Regions from separate parts of the Homo sapiens genome. Here region 2 is linked to region 1. A link is a loop called in an ENCODE intact Hi-C map of the cell type or tissue named here. Cell type or tissue: mammary epithelial cell. All regions are shown on one strand. Links, peaks and the distances in the headings refer to the core of each region. The heading gives the core; the rest is flanking DNA.

What was found. Hi-C counts contacts between places; a loop is a spot of excess contacts. Peaks named below come from ENCODE experiments on the same cell type or tissue, not always from the same donor. Only the 100,000 strongest peaks of a DNase experiment are listed, where the experiment ranks them.
Region 2: a loop joins it to region 1, with 2.1 times the contacts of the local background. A loop is called at or near these places in 2 of 110 quality-filtered maps.

The regions. Positions count from the first base shown.
Region 1 is chr18:62,776,295-62,786,869 of GRCh38, forward strand. All of the region lies in intron 1 of PHLPP1 (PH domain and leucine rich repeat protein phosphatase 1), which reads left to right. Among named protein-coding and RNA genes, the nearest start is that of PHLPP1, 66 kb to the left of the region's middle. In mammary epithelial cell, for the core only: no CTCF peak of the experiment used is centred there; DNase peaks (open chromatin) are centred at 5,207 and 5,807; H3K27ac peaks cover 2,433 bases.
Region 2 is chr18:62,954,125-62,964,699 of GRCh38, forward strand. It overlaps PHLPP1 (PH domain and leucine rich repeat protein phosphatase 1), which reads left to right. Exons shown (of 17, transcript NM_194449.4): 13 at 4,505-4,635; 14 at 9,244-9,348. Among named protein-coding and RNA genes, the nearest start is that of PHLPP1, 240 kb to the left of the region's middle. In mammary epithelial cell, for the core only: a CTCF peak has its summit at 3,934 (motif pointing left); no DNase peak of the experiment used is centred there.

The DNA.
Region 1 (10,575 bases), core at 1,681-9,680:
CAGGATTTCTATGTTAGTGTATTGAGTCAGAATTCCTCTTCCTCTGGGAAATCTGTTTTTTGTTCTTATTGCCGTCGACTGATTAGATTAGGCCCACCCACATTATAGAGGGAAGTCTACTTAAAGTCAACTGAGTGTAGTTAATCACATTTATAAAATATTTTCACAGCAACACCTACTGTATCTTAGCCAAGTTGACATACAAAATTGAGCCATCACTTACTCTTTTTGCATCTGCTCACTTGTACTCAGTAGAATGACTTTGAGATTCACCCATGTTGTATTCAGTAGTTCATTCCTTTTTATTGCTGAGTGTTTTTTTTTTTTTTTTCTGGGACGGAGTCTCACTCTGTGGCCCAGGCTGAAGTGCAGTGGTGTGATCTCAGCTCATTGCAACCTCTGCCTCCTGGGTTCAAGTGATTCTCCTGCCTCAGCCTCCCAAGTAGCTGGGATTACAGGTACCCGCCACCACACCCGGCTAATTTTTGTATTTTTAGTAGAGACGGGGTTTCACCATGTTGGCCGGGATGGTCTCAATATCCTGACCTTGTGATCCACCTGCCTCCGCCTCCCAAAGTGTTGGGATTACAGGCGTGAGCCACCATGCCCAGCCTGCTGACTGGTATTGTATTGTATGAATACATGACAGTTTGTTTAGTCATTCTCCTATTGATGGACACTTGGGCTATTTCTAGTTTTTGGCTAATATGAACAATGTGTTATGAACATTGGTGTTACAAGAGTTTCTGTGAACATGTTTTCATTTTTGGGGGGTAAATATTTAGCAACCCAATGGTAGATGTTCGTTTAATTTTAAAGGAAACTGCCAAACCATTTTCCAAAGTGTTTATACCATTTTGCATTTTCACTAGCAGTGTTTGAAAGTTCCAAATGCTCTACATTCTCTGCAGTATTTGGTGTTAATCTTTTAAATTTGAGCCATTCTAATGAGCTTGTAGTGGTATCTTATTGTAGCTTAAATTTGCATTTCTTTGATGGTGAATGATTTTGAGCATCTTTCCATGTGCCATTCAGATATCTTCATTTATGAGATGTGAGTTTAGATCTTTTGCCCATTTTTCTTATTGGGTTGTTATTGAGTTGTGAAAGTTCTTTTTATATGCTGGATATTAGTCCTTGTTAGGTATATGTATGTATTGAAAAATATTTTATCCTATTCTGTGGTTTCTTATATTCTTATTTATATTATATATTTTATTATATATTTCTTACATATTATCTAAAGGGTGTTGTTTTGAAAAGCAGAAGTTAAAATTTTTTTAAAGCCTAATTTGTGAGGTGTTTTTTGCCTACTGTAAAGTCACAAAGATTTTTCTTGAGTTTTCTTCTAGAAGCTCTGTAGTTTTAAGTCTGTGATCCATTTTTGACTTTACCTTTTCCGTCACTGTCTATATTTGGATATCACTTGTAATAGATTTCTGTTTTAGAAAGGACTCATCCCCTTCCCCCAACCAGTAAGGACTCTCTTTTAGAATATTTTTGTTAAAGTGCTCGTTGTTTTTGTCTCTCACATTAAAACACCCTTCTCATTGGTGTCCTGCATATCATGTCTGCCTTCTCCAATCTATTTCCATAATGCCATAATGTCATAGGTTATTACTTTAAAATTACTCCAATCATTCGTGTTACTACCCTGCTGAAAAATCCTCAATAACTGTCAATTTCCCAAGAGTTGCCTAAATCTAGGTGATGTCACTTGTTGGAATCTCCATGTCATACCATATGACAAGGAGAGAGTGAATCAGCCAGTTTTCTATGTAAAGAATTAATCAATCCCTAACTTGGAGGACTTAGCCATAACTTCTGTTATTATATTTACTGCATTCTATTGTCATTATTTTGTTAGATTGAACTCTTTTTAATGTATTACCTTTGATATTCTTCCCAGCACCTCCTAGACCATTGTGATACAGGAGACTTTTTTTGAGGGAATAGTTGAGGAACCTTGGCAGTTAAAAAGACAGCGCTGGAAATCATTGACTTGAAGGGCAGACTGGGCAGCCAGTAAATTTTGGGTGCTATGTTGTTTTTAAAAATCATTTTATACTTAGAGGGGCTAACTTAAAGAGAATAATCTGGAAGACTAAATATAGCCTTTAGTTTAATTAGGAAATAGCTTCTGTTGAACCGGCAGTGAAGATGTGATGAGGAGAATGGTAAGAGTAAATTCATTATTTATTCTTTTGGTAGGAATAAATTCATTATTCTGAACTCCCTCTGACTTATTGTATACCGTGCTTATTCCATCAGGGCCTTGCTGTTGTTTTGCTCAGAGACATAGCTATTTAAGTGTAAGATTACATATTTTTAGAAATAATACAAGCGTGTGTTCAAATTAAGTTTATTCTTTAGAGGGTTTTTTTAAATGAAAGTAGAGCTCCAAAAAACACCTTGTAAAACTTCTATTACTGCTATTCTAAGGTAGTATACAGGCTAAGTATCCAGGAGATAGAATAATTTAGTCTGTGGAGTAACTGTTAGTTTATTGATTAATGTTTATAGCTTGATGATGTGGTATAGATTTTGAGTCATTCTTTAGCATATTTGCTCATATTATGCTTTGGAAATATTTTAAATTAAGCCTTCTGACTTCTTTGGTCCCACAAGGTTAGCCGTAGGCTTGTATATTGTTAATTCAGGGAATGTTAGTGGCTGGAGTAATAAACTCAGAGGCTATTGAAAATTTGTAATGATTTTGTTGTATTCATATGTAATTAGACCCTGTCATGCTCCTATTTAAAACCTTCCAGGGGTTTCCCATTGCACTTAGAATGAAATCTGAATGCCCTCCTAGGCCTTCATGCTCAGCCTTATCTCCTACCCCTCCTCCCCTTGGTAGCCTTGCTTCCGCTACTCTGCCTGAGCATGAAAGTGCATGATCTCCTTAGGCCTTTGTATTTGTGGTCCCGTCTGTTGGTAATCTTCTTTTCCAGACCTTCAGATTTTTTTTTTTCTTCAGGTTTCATATTAAATGTCACCTCCTCAGAGCAATCTTCAGCAGTCTCCATTCCTCTCTAGTCACCTATTCCATTACACTATTTTAACTGTCTCCATGGTACTTGTCACCCTGCCTCTTGTTGGTCAGTAATCCTCAGGAGAGTGGTTGCCTTGCTGTATGGTTTACTTACTGCAGTATCCCAGTGCATGGAGACACACAGCAGGTGCTTGGTGAGTGTGCAGAGGGATGAATGTCATCTGTATCATCATCCTCACTGAAGTAACTGACAGTCAGAAACAACTTGTGACTAAATAGGTACTAATTGATATGATTGTCTGTTTAAATTACTCAGTAATTGATTCAGCTTTTCATTACGTAGTACAGAATTTAATTATGGTAGAAACAGATACTGTCTTTTGTGGCTGGAGCTATGCAGATTACAGGGTTCTGTCTCGTATTCAATTTGTCGGGTCATGATTTCTCATCATATCAATTCTTTAATGTAGCTAAATAATACTCTTCTTTTGGTTTTAAGTTTCGATTAATTCCAGAGGTGTTTTGGGACTTGCTGAAGTATCATCAGGCCATGTGTTCTGTTTTTTTTGAGTTAAAGCTTGGCTGAGGCAGGCTGGTAGATTGAGAGCTCTCTGGGCTGGAGGTCAGGAAGCCCAGCCTCTGGTTTTAGTTCTGCCAGTAGCCAACTGTCCACATGAATATTTTGGCCCTCAGTTCCCTAATTTATAAAATAATAGAGTTGAATGAAATGGTCTCAAATGTTAGTCTTTTTTTAACAGTGTATAATTATGTAATTCTGGGCAAGAACCAGTCATTTTGCGCTTGTGGGAATTTTTATAGGTTGTATGCGTATGTGGTATATATGATAGTTGTCCAGTTACCATTACGCTTTTCAAGAAGGAATAGTCGAGTTTGTTTTACTTAACTGAACATTAAAACATCTGAAGGATTCAGAAGTGGTCTAGTTTATTTCAGTTTTTGTTTGTTTTCATTTTTGTTAGTGGCTGCAATAAGAAATACTGTACATGATTTATTGGGCATATTGATTTAAAAATTGGCAGTATTATTTAAGTGGATAATAAAGTTTTGTCTTAAGGATACTTATTTGGCCTTCTCACAGTTTGAAGGTTCTCAACCTTTTTCTTCTTTGGAAGTCATTTGAGAATTTTATGATTGACTTGGCCTCATGTGTCCTACTTTAGCACATCAGTTTTACTTAAGGTTCATATCATTCTTCATTGACATTAGATATGCATCAGTTTTAAGAAATCTTATAGAATGCTGAATGTTCCATTCCGTGTTCTGTAGTTCAGTGCTCATCAGAATCACCTTAGGATTTGTTAAAACATGGATTGCTGCTCCCCACCCTGAGTTTCTGATTCAGTAGGTCTGGAGTGGGACCTGAGAACTTGGGTTTGTAAGAAGTCCTTAGGTTATATCACTGCTGATCCAAGAACCATGCTTGGAGAACCTCTGCTGTAGTTTGTCAAATTCTTTATTTGCATGTGCTGGCAGCATTTTGATTAAGGAGTCTTCCTTACTGTATACTGATGCATCTCAACAATACACCTTGTGGTCCTTGGATTCCCTCATGCTATATGATACCTCATATCCTCTCCAGCTTCTTGGTTAGTGTGATACATAACACAGTTTTCAATGCCAGTGGAACTCTTAACAACAGGATGCTGCCAGTAACTTTAACCTTCCAGGTTGTGTGTTTCAATGGGAAAAGCATGCATTTAGACATTTGGGTTTATTCTTGAGAACACTGGCTTTGGAATCCAAAAGGCCTTGGCTCAAAGGTTAGCTTTACCACTTATTTGACTATTTGAGTTTGGGAAAACTATGTAACTCTTCTAAATCTTAGTTTCCTTAATTTAAAAATTGTTGAAATTTTATATTTGCCTCATAAGATTTTTGGGAGAGCTTAAGTAAATTAGATAAGGTATATAAAGTGCTCCGTAGATACTCAATAATTGATGGTCTTAGAAAAGTTTGTACATCAGTCTAAATGATTATAACTTTGATGTGGCTTTGGACAAATTTTCTCTCCATTTCATGTCTTGCCTTAATGTGGGTTGCTCACCTAACCTGCCTACCAGGGCCTCGCCATGGACAGTAGACAGGTGTCTGCTTCATCTTACGTGTTTGGAAATGCTATGTCTTGTTCCTGTCTAACCTGGCTCTATCACTGGGCTCTCAGTTTTGGCTCCTGGCTCCACATCAGGCCTTTCCTGCCCTGGTGACCTGTTGCTGCCTGTTTCTCTGACGCTCACCTTCACTTGTGAGAGTCACTGGGTTCTGGAGTGGTTTTGTATTCCTCTTTCTGGCTCCATGTGAAAAACAGTGTGATTAGAGGTATATCTCTACCCTCCCACCTGGGATAAGATGATTTTTTTTTTCCACCAAATTAATTATGTTAAATATGTGTGATTTTAATTTATAGTCAAACTGTCTTCTGCATTTTAAGCTCCAGTTTTAATGCTGCATGTTCATTAGAAACATAGCCTCATGAAGATAACTTTGATTTATTGTATTTTCTTAAAAAGGGCCTATATTCACCAGATTTTCATTAGCTTGGAATACATATGAGAAATTTTTAGCTGTGAGTCTTGCTGATTGGAATGAAGATTCCCCTAAGAAACTGTTTTAGTGACTAATAAAAGTTTTGTAAGAAAGTGCCAGTTGCCTCCATCACAAATAACACTTGGTAGCAGTGTTGGAGGTTCAGTGACTTGTCATTGTTTCACATTCTTTTTTGTTATGGTCATGAATTCTCTGTTGTCCTAAGTCCTATTGTAATATGTTTTCAGCCATACTTTTGATTTCATGCTTTTCAGATGCCAAAGGGGTTTGTCTTTGTTACATATTTACGCAAACACTTCGCTGCCTATTTCCTCTTCACTTTACTGATGCTCCTCTTGCTCAACTGGAGGATGTCTGCCAAGAGGCATGAGTCTGCCTGTGCAGGTGTCTCCTAATCCTGATTTTTGCTTGTATTTGTGAACATGTGGCAAGCCTCTTCTGCTGAACCAAGTAAGGGTTGTGGAGAGAGAACAGAGGCACCAGACATAGACTAAGGTGTAAGGAGCAAGATGTAATAGTTTAACTCAATTGGATTTTTTAATTGGGTGGAATAATTCAGGGTTGCCACACAATATTATCACCTAAAAAGATGTGACTTACTGTGAAGGATTCAATACTAAATAATGGGGCTCTCTCTGCCATATATATTCTTGCTTAAAAGTATCTTAGTACAGTGCAGACATATTATATACAAATTTAATTTACATGAATTCAGCTATATGCACTCCATCTTTTATATTAACTATAAGTGTTATATATGTGACAGAATTCACAAATGAAGGAATTTACAGCAATAATTTCAATAATATGTGATTTTATCCTATTCACTGACTTTAATATCTATCCCTAGGTAAGATAGGGATAAATCTCCTATCCTATAAATTCTTACCTGTAAATTATTTGAGGGAAGGAGAAATAACAAGGGGTAGTGACTCTTGGCGGTGTTAAAGATGGCATAGCAAAAGGCAGTGCAGTGGTAATTTTTGACAGATTAAGATCAGATGTTTTCGGGGCAAAGCGCTATTTGTTTTTTGACTTCCAGTGGTCTGTTTTTTGACATCTGTTTGTGCTGTAGTAAAATTAATTTATTTACTTTTATAATGTTTTAAACACTTAGCCATAGTTTGGGTTGCTTCCAGCTCTCATAAGTAAATCACTTTGATGAGAGTTTATGAGAATCTTTAAATAATTTAGGGACCAATAAAATACTGTTCTTGCCAGAAGATAGAAATGATACCCATCAATGGTACTCATGCTAAAACTTAGTGAGTTAAAAGTATTTGTTTTCAGAGTTTTAAAAAAAAAAAAAAAAGATGAGTCACGTATAGTTACTAGGTCTTGATTCTGCTCCCCACAAGCCTTTCTTTTTTTTTTCTTTTTTTTTTTTTTTTGAGACAGAGTCTTGTTCTGTTGCCCAGGCTGGAGCACAGTGGCGTGATCTTGGCTCACTGCAAGCTCTGCCTCCTGGGTTCACGCCATTCACCTGCCTCAGCCTCCTGAGTAGCTGGGACTACAGGTGCCCGCCACCATGTCTAGCTAACTTTTTTGTATTTTCAGTAGAGACGGGGTTTCACCATGTTAGCCAGGATGGTGCCGATCTCCTGACCTCGTGATCTGCCCGCCTTGGCCTCCCAAAGTGCTGGGATTACAGGCGTGAGCCACCACACCCAGCCCACAAGCCTTTCAATAAATGCTATATTGTAATGGTTATTGTAACAAGAAGCTATTGTGCAGCACTCATGAAATGAGTATCTTTTCTGATCCATGAATAGCACTATTAAGGGGACACCTGAAGCCTTGAAGAAAAGCTTTTCTTTTGCCCTTTTTTCTTGATGCATTTTTTTTTTTTCTCTTAGAATAGCTACCAGTTTATGTTTGGAATACAGCCTAATAACTTGTGCCTTAACCTAATTAAATCATGTTTCTTATGGGGTGAAATGATTGACTGTAGGCACAACAGTCCACATAATGGAAGTAAAAAAGCAATACGGAATTTATAGTTGACTTTTAGAGAACTTATACTTCTCACAATTTTGGTCTGGTCTCTCATTCAAGAAAGGGCCTGAGAATGAGAAGAAAGATGGCCACAGCAAGAAAGGGCCTAGTGTCTGCCACCTGGCTAGGCAGAGCTGAAGCTGCTGGCTACAGCTCAGAGCACTTGTAACTCCAGACCCAGGCTCATGGCCTCCAAGGTTGTGCATTTTTAAGATTCAAGACGATGGGGAGTATTTTGAAGTTATTCTCATTCTCTGATTGTACTTTCCTCCTCCTAGACTTCACATGGGGCAGACAGTGGGGTATGTCTAAAGCAGTGGTTCTCATGAGCATTTGGCAACATCTGGAGACTTTTTCATTGTCACAAATAGAGGGATTACTTTGACATTTGTCATTGGACAGTGAAACATCCTACAATACACAGGATAGCCTCTCAGGAAAGAATTATCTGGCCCCAAATGTCAATAGTGAGAGTAAAAGAGGAATGTAAAGTTTCTACTATAATAGTTTCATCCCAAAGGCTAATAGAAAGAAAGCAGGGACAGAATTCTTATTTTAGGCTTGAGGAGGGTAATAGAAGTTGGTGTACTATAACTCATGGTAGGTTTTGTAGCCATACCCATAAGCTGTCATCTTCAGAAGGAAGAGAAGTTTAAGGGCTAAGTTTGTTCCAGTGAAGGCCAACTTGCAGTTAAGTGAGTGGTGCAAAATCAGAAACTGCTAAAGCCACACATTTGTCTGTGTGCTGAAGAAATGGGAGAATTATCACTAATAAAACCTCATGTTGTTTGCAGATATATAACCTGCTTCAGTACGTGTTAACGTTTTGGACTATTTGGTCATTTCATTTAGTCCTAATTGAACTTTTTGAGAGTGAATTGGAACAGAGCACAAGCTAGTTTCACTGACACTTAAATCAACAGAAGATTATGGGGATCCTTTTTTGAATTCAGTAATTGTGGTTTCCTTTTTGACGTAGTTGCCGTAATTGAGAAATTGAAGCATGGTCTGTTCAGGGCAAAATGAGTCATAAAATCAGAAGATATATAGATATTTGTGGAAAAAAAGATTAATATAGCATAAATGCTAGAGGAGGGGAGAATAATTTGAAAAACTCCTTATTTATAACGAAGGCAATTAAATCATAGCTCCAAAATTAGGTTGTTATAAAACATAGAAAACCAGATAATTGGTATGTTTTTCTGTTTGACTCTCAATTTTAAAGGACTGTAATTGATGTATTGTTTATATTGTTCACTAAATACAGTGTTTGGCTGATAGGGAGGGAATAGAGAATGCATGTGATCACTCAGAGATATTCAGTGCTTCTCCCCCAAAACAATTATAGTGCCGTGGCTGCCAACAGTGATGTCACAGTCAGTAGATAAAGAGCCATTTAAGACTCTCTGTATCATCCTCAGAAGGACAGGGAGAATTTATGTAACATCTGAAGCAGTGTTAAGATTCCTGCTGTGTTCATCATTCAGGAAAGGAGAGAGTACTGTTTATAGAGGGAGAAGCGGTTGCTCTGTTTGTTAGAGCAAAAACAAATTCAAAGCAGTACCTTGGGACTGAAATAGAGAAATAAGGCTGGTTTCTCTACCTTTGTGCTGTGGCTATTAGAGATGGTGTTGGGCAAGATTGATCTACCTAGATTGTAAATTTTAGTACTGTTTATAGATTAGTAACATCCTTCTGGGGAGAAGAAAATGGCATTAATATAGACTTAAATTGTTTGTGGAAAAAAAGTTTCCTTACAGGCAAGAAAAGCGTAACATGAAAGTAGTTTTCCTAATGCCAAAGGCTTTCTCCGCTGCCCACTGTGCTGTTTTGCCAAAATTTTGGCATTGTTCTTTTCTCGGGTCATTACCGTTCATGCTGGATTTGGGGCCTAAGTAAAAAAGGAATATGCTGTCGGTTTAATTTTGGAGGTGAGGAAACCATGCCATCGTTTGGTATGGCAGGAGTGGGCCATGCAGGGGGAAGAGTGGTAAGCTGAACTGAATTGTATTTGAATATTTTCAGTCCATAGCCAAGTGCCTGACCTGCAACAAGTGCTTAATCAATAACTGTAATAATCATAGGTAGATACACATAGGGAGATGACTACTTCCTAAATATATCTCTTATCACCCTCTTTGACTTTCTATCCCTGCCTTAACTCAAGATTGTCATTAATTTCTTGTAGTCAGTTTAACCAGTGATAGCCTCTAGTGTGGTCCCTCAGTTTCTAGTCCCTTCTGCACACTGATGCCAGAGCATCTTCCTAAAAGAGAGACATTACATTTCTTAATATAGGCGTCTGTGGCTAATGCTCACAGGTAAAAGTCAGTTTTTAAAGTGTTCCTTGCAGTGTAAGGAGTAATAGGCATTTTAAAAGATAAACATCTTTATTCTATGTCTACAAGCCCTCTCCAGCAGACGGATGAGTCTGATGCTTCCCATATCTTGAACTTTATGAATGGAACCATCAAGTTGGTTATCATTTATTATTATCACCATCTTGTTGTAGTATCACCATTTTGTTGTTGTTATTGTTGTTTTGTTTTGTGATCCTTAACTATCATTATTACTTTTGGTTGAGAGTTAAGTCCATGGAATCAGACTGTCTTGGCTGTTTTATTTCCTAGCTCTGTGACCTTGGGTAAGTTACTAATCTCGCTGCCTTATTTTCAAAGTTACTGTTCCCATTGTCTTTGCTTTTTGCAACAAACTTTTCATTTAAACATCTGATTTTCTTGATCAATATTAAGGAGAAAAAGTCATCTGCAATTTAAGAATGCTGTTTACAAAGCAAATGAATAAAAAATCATTGACTTTTTTTGTATCTACACTTAAAGGCTGTCCTAAGCTCTTGCTTTTAATAGTAGCTACACTTAGTAGAATGATTTTGGTAAAAGGTTCACAGTCTGCTCTGTGAACTGCCTCTTCTAAAAGCTACCAGTTGTGCCAAAGAAGTAATGACATTTGTCTTCATTTTTTGCAATGGTTTGTGCTGTTTATTTAGTATAAAATTTCTG
Region 2 (10,575 bases), core at 838-8,837, 180 kb after region 1:
TGTGTTTGTAATGATTTTCCTCTAAATCAAGAGTTCCTTCTCAGCTATGAGTTATCTCACTTTTTCTGAGGGTTGCATAATTTTTTGGGCATTCTTACCAGAATTTTGATTATAACAAAGTAATTTTTGTTAGCTATATTCTAGAATGGGCCTGAAAGAGGGAAAGATAATTTTCTTTTAGTCGTGTTTTAGCCAGATTTAACATTCTATTGAATATATTTTTAAGAAAGTTGTAGTACACTAACCATAGAGGTACATATATTAACAATATAAAGGGTCTTTTTTTATTCCAGTTTCACTCAAATATTTTCTATTTGCTTAGTGGTAACCATTATGATTCAGCCAACAAGTGTTTGTGGAGTACCTCAGCAGTCAGCCTTTGTTGAGGACTATTGAAAGAACATGACAGAGTGCTTCTAAGCGTGTTGCTCACTGTGTTAACACTGGGAGAGCAGCACCAGATACCAACATCCTGTAATTTTTTTTTCAACTTTCTATAATTTCTGTGAACGAACCTCCTTCCTGTGTGCAGAAGTATAAAAGGGTGTTTTTGCTTATCTGCCATTAAAGAAAATGGTTGCATTCTTATGTAGAAATAAACTATGATATTTAAAATGTATTAAAATTGCATTAAAATGCTATCTATTCTATGCTGAATTTAACCTAAGCACTGGTATCTCAGTTCCCATCCTAGCAGATTTAATTACTGAAACACCTTACAAGAGTCCTTCATAAACTCACTGAGAAAATGATTGTCATGTGCCAGGCAATCATTTGTTCATCCTTTTAATGAAACCATTTGTTGAACATCTACACTTTCCAGTGCACTGCGCTTAGGATATCCGGGGAGAAACAGCAGCAATCCCTGCTCTCTAGGAGGCCATAGTCTCATGGAAGAAATAAGTAAGCAGATAATTATAACAAGGGACACCAAATTGAAACAGGTTGTAGTAGAGTTGGCATTGAGTTGAGTCTTAAAAGGAATCAGGCATATTGCACCAGATAAAAAGCAAGAAAAGCATGAAGAAAAGAGTTCCAAGCACAGAGAGAAGCATGTGTTAAGGCACAGACAGATGAAAGCATGTCACATGCATGAGCTGCAGGCACTCTGGCATGGGTGGAACATGGAGTGTGAGGAAGCCAGTGTGCAAAGTTGGGGATGCCTTGTTGGACATTCTGAGGAGTTTGGTGTCGGGTTGAAGGACACCTGGGAGCAGGCTGACGGACTGAAGCTGGAGTGTGAGCAGGTGGAGTAAACCACACTGAGAAACCATCCTGACAGCATACAAGGAGTACATTGAGGGAAGCAAGACCAAAAGCAAATTTCTGGTGCAGCCAGAGCCCTCCGGGGGAAATGGGATGCAGGTCAGTCCAGGGTAGTGGAGCTCGACGGAAGGGAACCTGCTGCAGTGAATCAGAGACTCTGTCACAGGAGCCTTGGGGAGCAAACAGTCCTGGGCAGAGGGGAGGCACAGGAACATCATCTCTAAGAAGGTCTGCATTACAGCCTGCAGCATTATCTTCATAAGTAATTAGTTACCCTACTGAACTCATTTCATAATTTGATAATTTAGAGAATGAGCTAGTTTATATCTGTAGAAAAAATTTTTACCAATTTCATAAAATTCAATATTTCTGCAGAATGCCTTTAATCTTTGACCAAAGGCATTTTCTGACCCCTGAATTTTGTTGTCAACTACTTGCATCCTAAATTACTCACACTTATTAGCTCTTTATTTCCTGTCCCATCAGTGTCCAGTAGATTGTGTATATCCCCATTTGTTGTCCTGCTATGCTGATGTGTACTGACTCTGTTGGTAGCATGTCCCATTATTACCCAGTATTATCGGGTATCAGTTTTTCATTAAACTCTGGTTGACTGTTGATGTAACCATTATTTATAATTGAAAAAAACAAAACAAAGCAAAAAAGAGATGACTGTTTTCTCCAATATTTAGGTTAAGTAAATTAATGTACATCTACTAGAATTAGTATGGGGCTATTAAAGGTGGTGGTATATTAGGGCATTCAGGCTGCTATAACAACATGCCTTAGACTGGATAATTTATTAACAACAGAAATTTCTTGCTCGCAGTTCTAGAGGCTGGGAAGTCCAAGATGAAGGTACCAGCAGATTTGGTCTGATGAGGCCCCATTTCTCATAGATAGTTCCTTCCATGTATGCTTGTCAGGTGCAAAGAGTGAACAAGCTGACTGGGCCTGTTTTATAAGGCCACTAATCCCATGCATGAGGGCAAAGCCCTTATGACCTCATCTGTTCCCAAAGGCCCCACTTCTTAATACTATCACGTTGGGGATTAAGTTTCAGCATATGATGAAAATTTGTTGGGGGACAAACATTCAGACCATAGCAGATGGGAATGAAGATGGGGAAAATGGTTGCAGTAGAGTGATAGAAGAGTAAATGAAATGTAATGAAATTGCACCTATGTTTGAGATTTTTAAGGCTTTTAAAAAATATATATGAATAAGACTATAAGGAAAAAAAAACAGAATGCTAACCCTGGGTGTGTTAGGGTGGTAGATTTAAGGGTATATTTTTCTGAGCTTTTCTTTTTGCTCAGCTTTTTGTGGATAATGTGGTTATAATGCTCTCATAATAAAATATGATTATTTAGAATGGCAATATAATTTTTTTCATTGCTACTATTTGGAAGCAACTGTATGAAACATTTTGTGTGAGAGCATTGTGTTGTTTGAAGCCTATTGAAAATATATTTACCCAAAAATACAGGTTTTCATTTTACCCAATCTCTACCCTTCCCCAATCCCTACTAGATTTAAATTCTTTGAGAATTTTTCCAAATAAAAGGAAGATTTTGTCCACTTTTAAGATCCTGAAGTTCTTGAGTATAATCTCCCTCCTCCCTTTTTTTAAAGGACTGAAGAGAGAACAAAACAATTCCCCTCTGATCGTTTCTGTAAGCACTTTTGAAACTTACAATAAGGTACTAATTCAGCCAGATAATTGAATGCTCTCCACCCCATACTATATACTATATATATTCTGCATTGTTGTATCTAGAGCGCTGACCACTCCGTTTCTCTTGTGTATGCTGAGCCTTCTCCACCTAGGTTCCCTGCTCCCTGAACACAAGGGCAGCCCCTCTTTTTACAGTACACCTTATTTAAGCTTTACATCAGTTTTGTGAGAAAGGAGCTATAATTTCTACTTACAGGTAAAACCTGATTTTTTTGTAACCAACATGACCCTTTTGTGATTTTTCTTTCAAGTTAAATTAGGGAGGACCTGTTGGAGAGTCCAGATGTTGATGCCTTGAGGGTAGGATCCATACTTGACTCAGCCCCTTTTTTTTTTTGACACAGATTAGGCAGGCTTACCTGCTCATCTTGCTTTTGCCAATTTCTTATTCAGTTTCTTTTGAAATATCTTCTCATTTTGAGTGTGTGTTACCTGCCTTTTCCTCATTTTACATGTTCTTTTCTTTGTTTTTTGTTTGTTTGTTTGTTTTCTGTTTTGTTTTGTTTTTTTTGAGACAGGGTCTTGCTCTGTCGCCCAGGCCAGAATGCAGTGGTGTGGTCTCTGCAACCTGCACCTCCCGGATTCTTATTTTTTTTTTTTTGGTGAGATGGAGATTTACTCTTGTTGCACAGGCTGGAGTGCAATGGTGCGATCTCGGCTCACTGCATCCTCCACCTCCCAGAATCAAGCGATTCTCCTGCCTCACCCTCTCTAGTAGCTGGGATTACAGGCATGTGCCTGGCTAATTTTGTATTTTTAGTAGAGATGGGGGTTTCACTGTGTTGCCCAGGCTGATCTCGAACTCCTGACCTCAGGTGATACGCCTGCCTCTGCCTCCCAAAGTGCTGGGTTTACAGATGTGAGCCACTGTGCCCGGTGCACCTACCGTATTCAAGTGATTCTCATGTGTCAGCCACCTTGAATAGCTGGGATTACAGGCTTGCGCCACCACCTGGCCAATTTTTGTATTTTTAGTAGAGATGGGGTTTCACCATGTTGGCCAGGCTGGTCTCAAACCCCTGACCTCAAGTGATCCACCCTACTCGGCCTCCCAAAGTGCTGGGATTATAAGCGTGAGCCTCTGTACTCAGCCTTCTTTGTTTTTTGTTTTGTTTTAAGAAATTCCTTTAAAGTTCATTTTAATGTTTGAGCTATAGTTCTCATGGCACGGAGATTTTGTGAGCAATAAGAAAATCTATTAGGATTTTTTAGTTAATGCTTAATTTTAAACGTGGAGATAAAATTAAGTGAAAAATATAGGAAGAATAAAGAACATGGATTTTCTGTTATTCAAAGAAAATTAAAAAATTTTTTTTGCATTTAGCAAAATCTATTTTAAATGTTTATGGCAAAGTAACAGATAAGCCTCCTTTTCCACATTTGTCTAGTGTATTATAATGAATGGTCAGACTGATTTGCATGCAAAGAGTAGGAGTATAGAATTCCCTGAAGAGCTTCTCTAGACCATCTCTTTCTTGTTTGCACTTGTTCTTTTTTCAGTGTGTGGACCTGAGCTGTAATGAGCTAAGTGAAGTCACATTACCAGAAAACCTGCCTCCCAAACTGCAGGAGCTAGACCTGACTGGAAACCCGCGCCTTGTCCTTGATCACAAAACCCTGGAACTACTGAAGTAAGTATTCTGTAAAGCACTGTATCCCCATCATTGTCCACTGGCAATGGGATTCATATCTTAGTGAAAATGGGAAACAAAATATGAAGCATCATTGACTTGTTAGCTGTGTTAACACACACAACAGGATATACAAGATGCAGGGAAGCAATGAACAACCAAGATGTAACTTAAATCTCAGTAGTCACTGATAACGTGGTTGTGACAGTTAATGCAAATATTAAGGAAGGATTTTAAAAGAGATGGATGATGTAGGGAAAATTAACAGTGTAGCGCTGAAATCCAGGTTATTTAAATAAAACCAAGAATGCGGAGTAGTTAGATCCTACCAATAGTTAGATCTTCACGGTTTGGGAAAGAGGTCATTGATGCTGTTTCATTCTTGATATTGATAAAAGAATTAGTGGTTGGAGTTTTCTATGTAAAACCTTAAAGGTCTGCAGTAGGAAAGATGTCTTAATGAGAATGTTCATCATGGAACTCTAAATGTCTATTAAGAATTAAATAATGTTCCACAATTGAATATTACAAAGCCATTTAAAATTATTTAGAGCTATATTGCTAACTCAAAAGATCTTTACAGTATATTAAGTGAAAATATTAATAAAATTCACAATGAAGTTTTATAGTATAATTCAATTTTTGCATTATAAATTTGTGTGCATTGGGTATATGTACATGTGTATGCATACACACATCTAGAAAATGCCTGAAAGGATATATAAAAAGAGTTAAAGTGGTGTTATTCTCTGGATAATAGTATTATGGGTAGTGTTTATTTTCTTCTTTAAACTTTTCTGAATTTTCAGAATTTTTTGGGGTATATCAGTAGCAGTTTTAAACATTGTCATACATTAGTCATTATGCATGCCATATATGTTTATTCAATGTTGGAATATTTGTTGCCGAAAGTCATCTTCCATTATCTTAAGAGAATCAGAAAAGAACGGTAGAATTTTGGTGACTGGTCCGTTAATACTATCCTAGGCTGTAGTGCAAACCAAAGTTTGAAAAGCACTTAAAGTGATTCCTGGATAGAATTGGCCTAATTAGTGCCTAATTTGTTGGCATTTTAGTACTTGATGAGAAAATTAATTTTGATACATAGTTGAAAAACACTGCCTGAGTGTCCTGAGGAAGGCGTAGAGACCGAGGTTCTCTCCATTGTTGATCACATGTATGAAACCTCGGCCTAAACCCCTCCATCTGTCCACACCTATAAGATGAGAAAAAAAATGGCCTACGTGATCTTTAAGGTACTTTTTAAGATCAAGAAAACATGGATTATCAAAATACATCATCTTTAAACAGATAGCTTTTGAGTATTTTTTATACGTAGGATACAAAAATTTTTGAGCATTTTTTTACAAATAAAATTTAAAAATAATTGCACCAAAATTTGTTAATAAATGGAAGTAGCCACTTAGAGAAAAATTAAAGTTGCATTCTTATATCACACCAAAATCCAGCTGAAATAGTTGAATCTGTAAAATTAAATGATTTTTAAAAGTAATAAATCATATGAATATCTTCACAAGTTAGAAAAAGACTTTTTAGGCCAAGAAATGAAGGGAGTAAGTCACAAGAAAAGAAATCAGTACATGTAGATTGGTTTCAATATTTATGTCGTATATGTTTACACGTAAATATACTTTTTATACATAAAAGTGTTAAATGTCTATTTCCTATTTCAGAAACTCTCAAGAGTAGATATAAATGGCAAATGACAAACTAGGAAGAGAAATACAAAAAATAAAAGCATTAATATGCTTACTAGAAAATGTTCTTATATGATAAGAAAAGTACTCAAAATAAACCAAGGACATTAACATTTAACAGATGCAGTACAAATAGTTACATGAAAAGATGTTCAAACTTATAAGTATATCAAGCAAATACAAAATAAAATATTTGAATAACATTTCCCCCCTCAAATTGGTGCTGCTGAAGGAGTATAATTTGGTATTACACTCTTCTTAAAAGCAGTTGTCGTACGTATCAAGCTTTTTAAAATATTCACTTACTCAGACCAAAGTTTCCTATAGCAAAAAATCATAATACTCTTAAAATGTTACCTTCTGTTTAACATCTGGAAGGTTGTGGATTCTTAATGACTTGGAAGATTTTCCGTATATTATTTGCACTTTTAGAGGGTTGGTTTGTTTTATGTGAGCCGATTAAGTGCATATGAGGACTCTTCTGTGAGATTGAGCTGTGGTTCACAGAACTCTGACTCATTTAAAGATATACAAGATGGCCGGGTGTGGTGGCTCACGCCTGTAATCCCAGCACTTTGGGAGGCCGAGGTGGGTAGATCACCTGAGGTCAGGAGTTTGCAACCAGCCTGACCAACATGATGAAAACCCGTCTCTACTAAATACAAAAAAATTGGCGGGCGAGGTGACGCATGCCTGCAATCCCAGCTACTCAGGAGGCTGAGGCAGGAGAGTCACTTGAACCTGGGGGCGGAGGTTGCAGTGAGCCGTGTTACGCTATTGTACTCCAGCCTGGGCAGCAAGAGCGAAACTCCGTCTCAAAAAATAAAAAATAAAGATATACAAGAGTCAGCATTCATTTCACTTCAGATAGCTGCTCAGCCACACTGTGTTCAGCTAGGTAGAGAAGAGAAATTGCTGCTTCACTAGAAAGAATTATTTGTGTGCTGGGGAGAGGGGGCAGTTAAGAGTTATTTTTTTTTTCCTTTAATAATCAGGCTAGGAAATGGAATTATTTCTCTGAAGACTTTGTGTTCTGTAAAAATTATAAATGCCTTTAAAAATGAGCCTTCACTTTTCCCTAGACTTCAGGATGGTATCTAAGAGCCTTAGGATATGTCTTAAGAAACCTATTGTATTGCTGACTGTTTTAGATGGATAAAATGGAGTACCAGGTCATATGGAGAGCAAATAATGGAGGACTGTCCTTTTTTTTGTTAATGCCTCTTTTATTTATAGAATTGAAAACTTTGAAAAAAAGATTTAGCTCCAGCCTTATTGTAAAACAAGGTATTAACTTGATTTGGGGATTTTCTATTGACACTATGATTTATGTTTTTCAAGACAAGATGGAAAGTAAATGTTTGCTAGTAATTGAGAGTAGAAACTTTTCTTTAACCATATATTTTTAAATTTCAGAAAAATTGCCATCAGTTATTTCTAGTTACAAAGGGAATACAAGTTAGATATTGATTTACTTCTTAGAGCTTTAACTGGTTCTTAGGAAGGATATACAGTATTTGTTAGATTTGGGAGTAATGAGTACCAACAGATAATTTTAATTCTTGTGGTCATGACCAGAACTATGTAGGTGTTGCTTCAGTTGTCAGCAGATAATACATATACTTTTTCCCTTGTTTAAATAATAATGAGGGGGAAACTTAGTGGCAATTTACAAGTAAGAGGACTTATTTCACCTTGTGGTAGCCAGCCTTTTAACAGACTACTTTACATCTGTTAATGACTCCCTGTTTAGGGGCACAGAATGCTTTCTAGAGGCTGATTTTATTTTATTTTATTTTATGTTCTTTTATGTTATGTTATGTTATGTGTTATGTTATTTATTTTTTGAGACAGAGTTTCGCTCTTGTTGCCCAGGCTGGAGTGCAGTGGCACAATCTTGGCTCACCGCAACCTCCACCTCCCGAGTTCAAGTGATCCTCCTGTCTCAGCCTCCCGAGTAGCTGGAGTTACAGGCATGCACCACCATGCCCAGCTAATTTTTTGTATTTTTAGTAGAGACAGGGTTTCTCCATGTTGGTCAGGCTGATCTCGAACTCCCGACCTCAGGTGATCCGCCCGCCTTGGCCTCCCAAAGTGCTGGGATTACAGGCGTGAGCCACCGCGCCTGGCAAGGCTGATTTTTAAGAAATGCTATTTGAGAATTTGTCCCTTTAGTATTTCTGTTTTGGGTCCTGTTGGATCAATTATGGCATATGAGGGCTGAGGAGAGGTAAGAAATCTCCCAGTTTAAATACATACAGTTAACTTGTAATTTATTAAATACCCTTCATTTGCTTTGTAATTTTACATATATGTTTTATTTTATGATATTAGTCTTAGCATACTTGGCTATACCCGTGAGGAGAGTATTGGAAGCTCCAGGGAACTGCAAGTCCATGATAATATTTGGAGGGGTTATATGGACAGAAATTGGATTTGGAGATGAATATTGCAGAATTCTCTCACATCATCTAAATGCAGTATAATTGTGGCTTAGGTGTTTTGTTGTTGTTCTTTCTGAGTATTCATGGTGTAAGAATACACCCATCCTATTACTTAAGTTTTGTTTTCTCATGCCAAGGCTGAGAGCTGTCCTTGTCATTCCCAGGAGAGAGCAGTCATCTAAAGTGGAATGTGTGAAAGTCTCTAATAGCTGCTTTACGATGCTCATTAAAACTAATTTTCGTGCTCTGTATATATGCCCCTCAGTTTTCATTACAACGAGTAGCTGGTTCTTGTTGCTGATAAGTATTTCAGACACATTAAACGCAGTAAGAAATGGTAAGTACAGAGTGTTTAACAGGTGTATTTTTTATTTCTTGGATAAAGGTAGCAATTTGCACACATTTGGTTTTAATGATTCCTGTTCCCTCCCTGTTTCTCTTGTTAGTAATATCCGCTGTTTCAAGATTGATCAGCCTTCTACAGGAGACGCTTCCGGAGCCCCAGCTGTATGGAGTCATGGTTACACTGAAGCTTCGGGGGTAAAAAACAAGTAAGTCAGATGAAACTTTAGAGGAAGAAGTGCCTCCTGCCTGTCTCACTCCTTTAGTTGGGTAGAAAGAAACTCAGTGCTGTAGCACACACTTTTCTCATGTAAAATTTCTTTGAGTATTGCAAGTTTCCCCAGAGTGAGGCTCCCTCACGACTTATGTTTGAACATTAAGGGAAGGCCCTGTTTGGAATCACATAGTCTCCCTTAGTAGGAGACGTTGCTAGGATACAAGGTAACTGACACATTATATCTATGTAAGACTCCAGTGTTTAGAAAAGGCCTAAGTATTGAAATGCATCCCTGCTCCTTTGAAAAGCTCCTTTATCTTCCTCTGACGCTTGTTTACCAAGCAAAACAGAGATAGTATTAAAGGAGAAGTAGCTTAATTGTGCATATTTAAGATCACTCATGTTATTGACTATGGAGCTGTTTTTACAATCTAAATTAGCTTGGCAGCAGTTTGATGTCCATTGTCTGTAATGTCATCTGCTTGTCTTGCCACCAGGACTTGCCCATCTTAATATCTTTTTCTTCTCCATTTTCCCCACCCTTCCCTCTCTTAGATACAGATATTGATTTTTCCTGAAAAATGTAACCAGGCTTTTCAGGCTTGCTTGTATTATATGAAGAGGTGCTAATAATTAGTACCTAGACAGGTAAAGAATCCTGTAAATTAGAACGGCCATAATTTAATTAGCTGAAGTATAAGAACACAGAAGTATTGTAAGGAAGAACAGAAAGTGGAGGTAGATCTAATAATAGCTAACATTAGTATTCAACCCTGGGCACACATTAGAATCAGTAAGGTAAGGAAAGTTTTTAAAAAGTCTCCCAACCTAGACTCATTAAATCAGAATGTTTTAAAATCTCCCCCAGGTGATTCTAGTATGGGTCTAGGCTTGAGAACCACCGACTAGCTGAATACTCTTCATAGAAAATAAAAGGTTTGGAATTGTTGCTGCCATTCTGCCTGCTTTTCTTTGGAACAGAAAACAGCATCAACTCAAATTCTGGATCTGACACATTGATCTTTTCCCCTTTCCCTAAGGTGTCATTTGGCCTTGTGCTCTCTAGAGAAGAGTTAACAACTCTGTTCTCTTTGCTCAGAAAAGGCAGAATAACCCGAGGAGGTGTGCCTCAGTTCTGCCTGGGCTCCAGCTACTCCCTCATTTCCATGGACTTTGCACAGTATGTCATTGTGTTGGGACAGAGGAGAATTCATATATT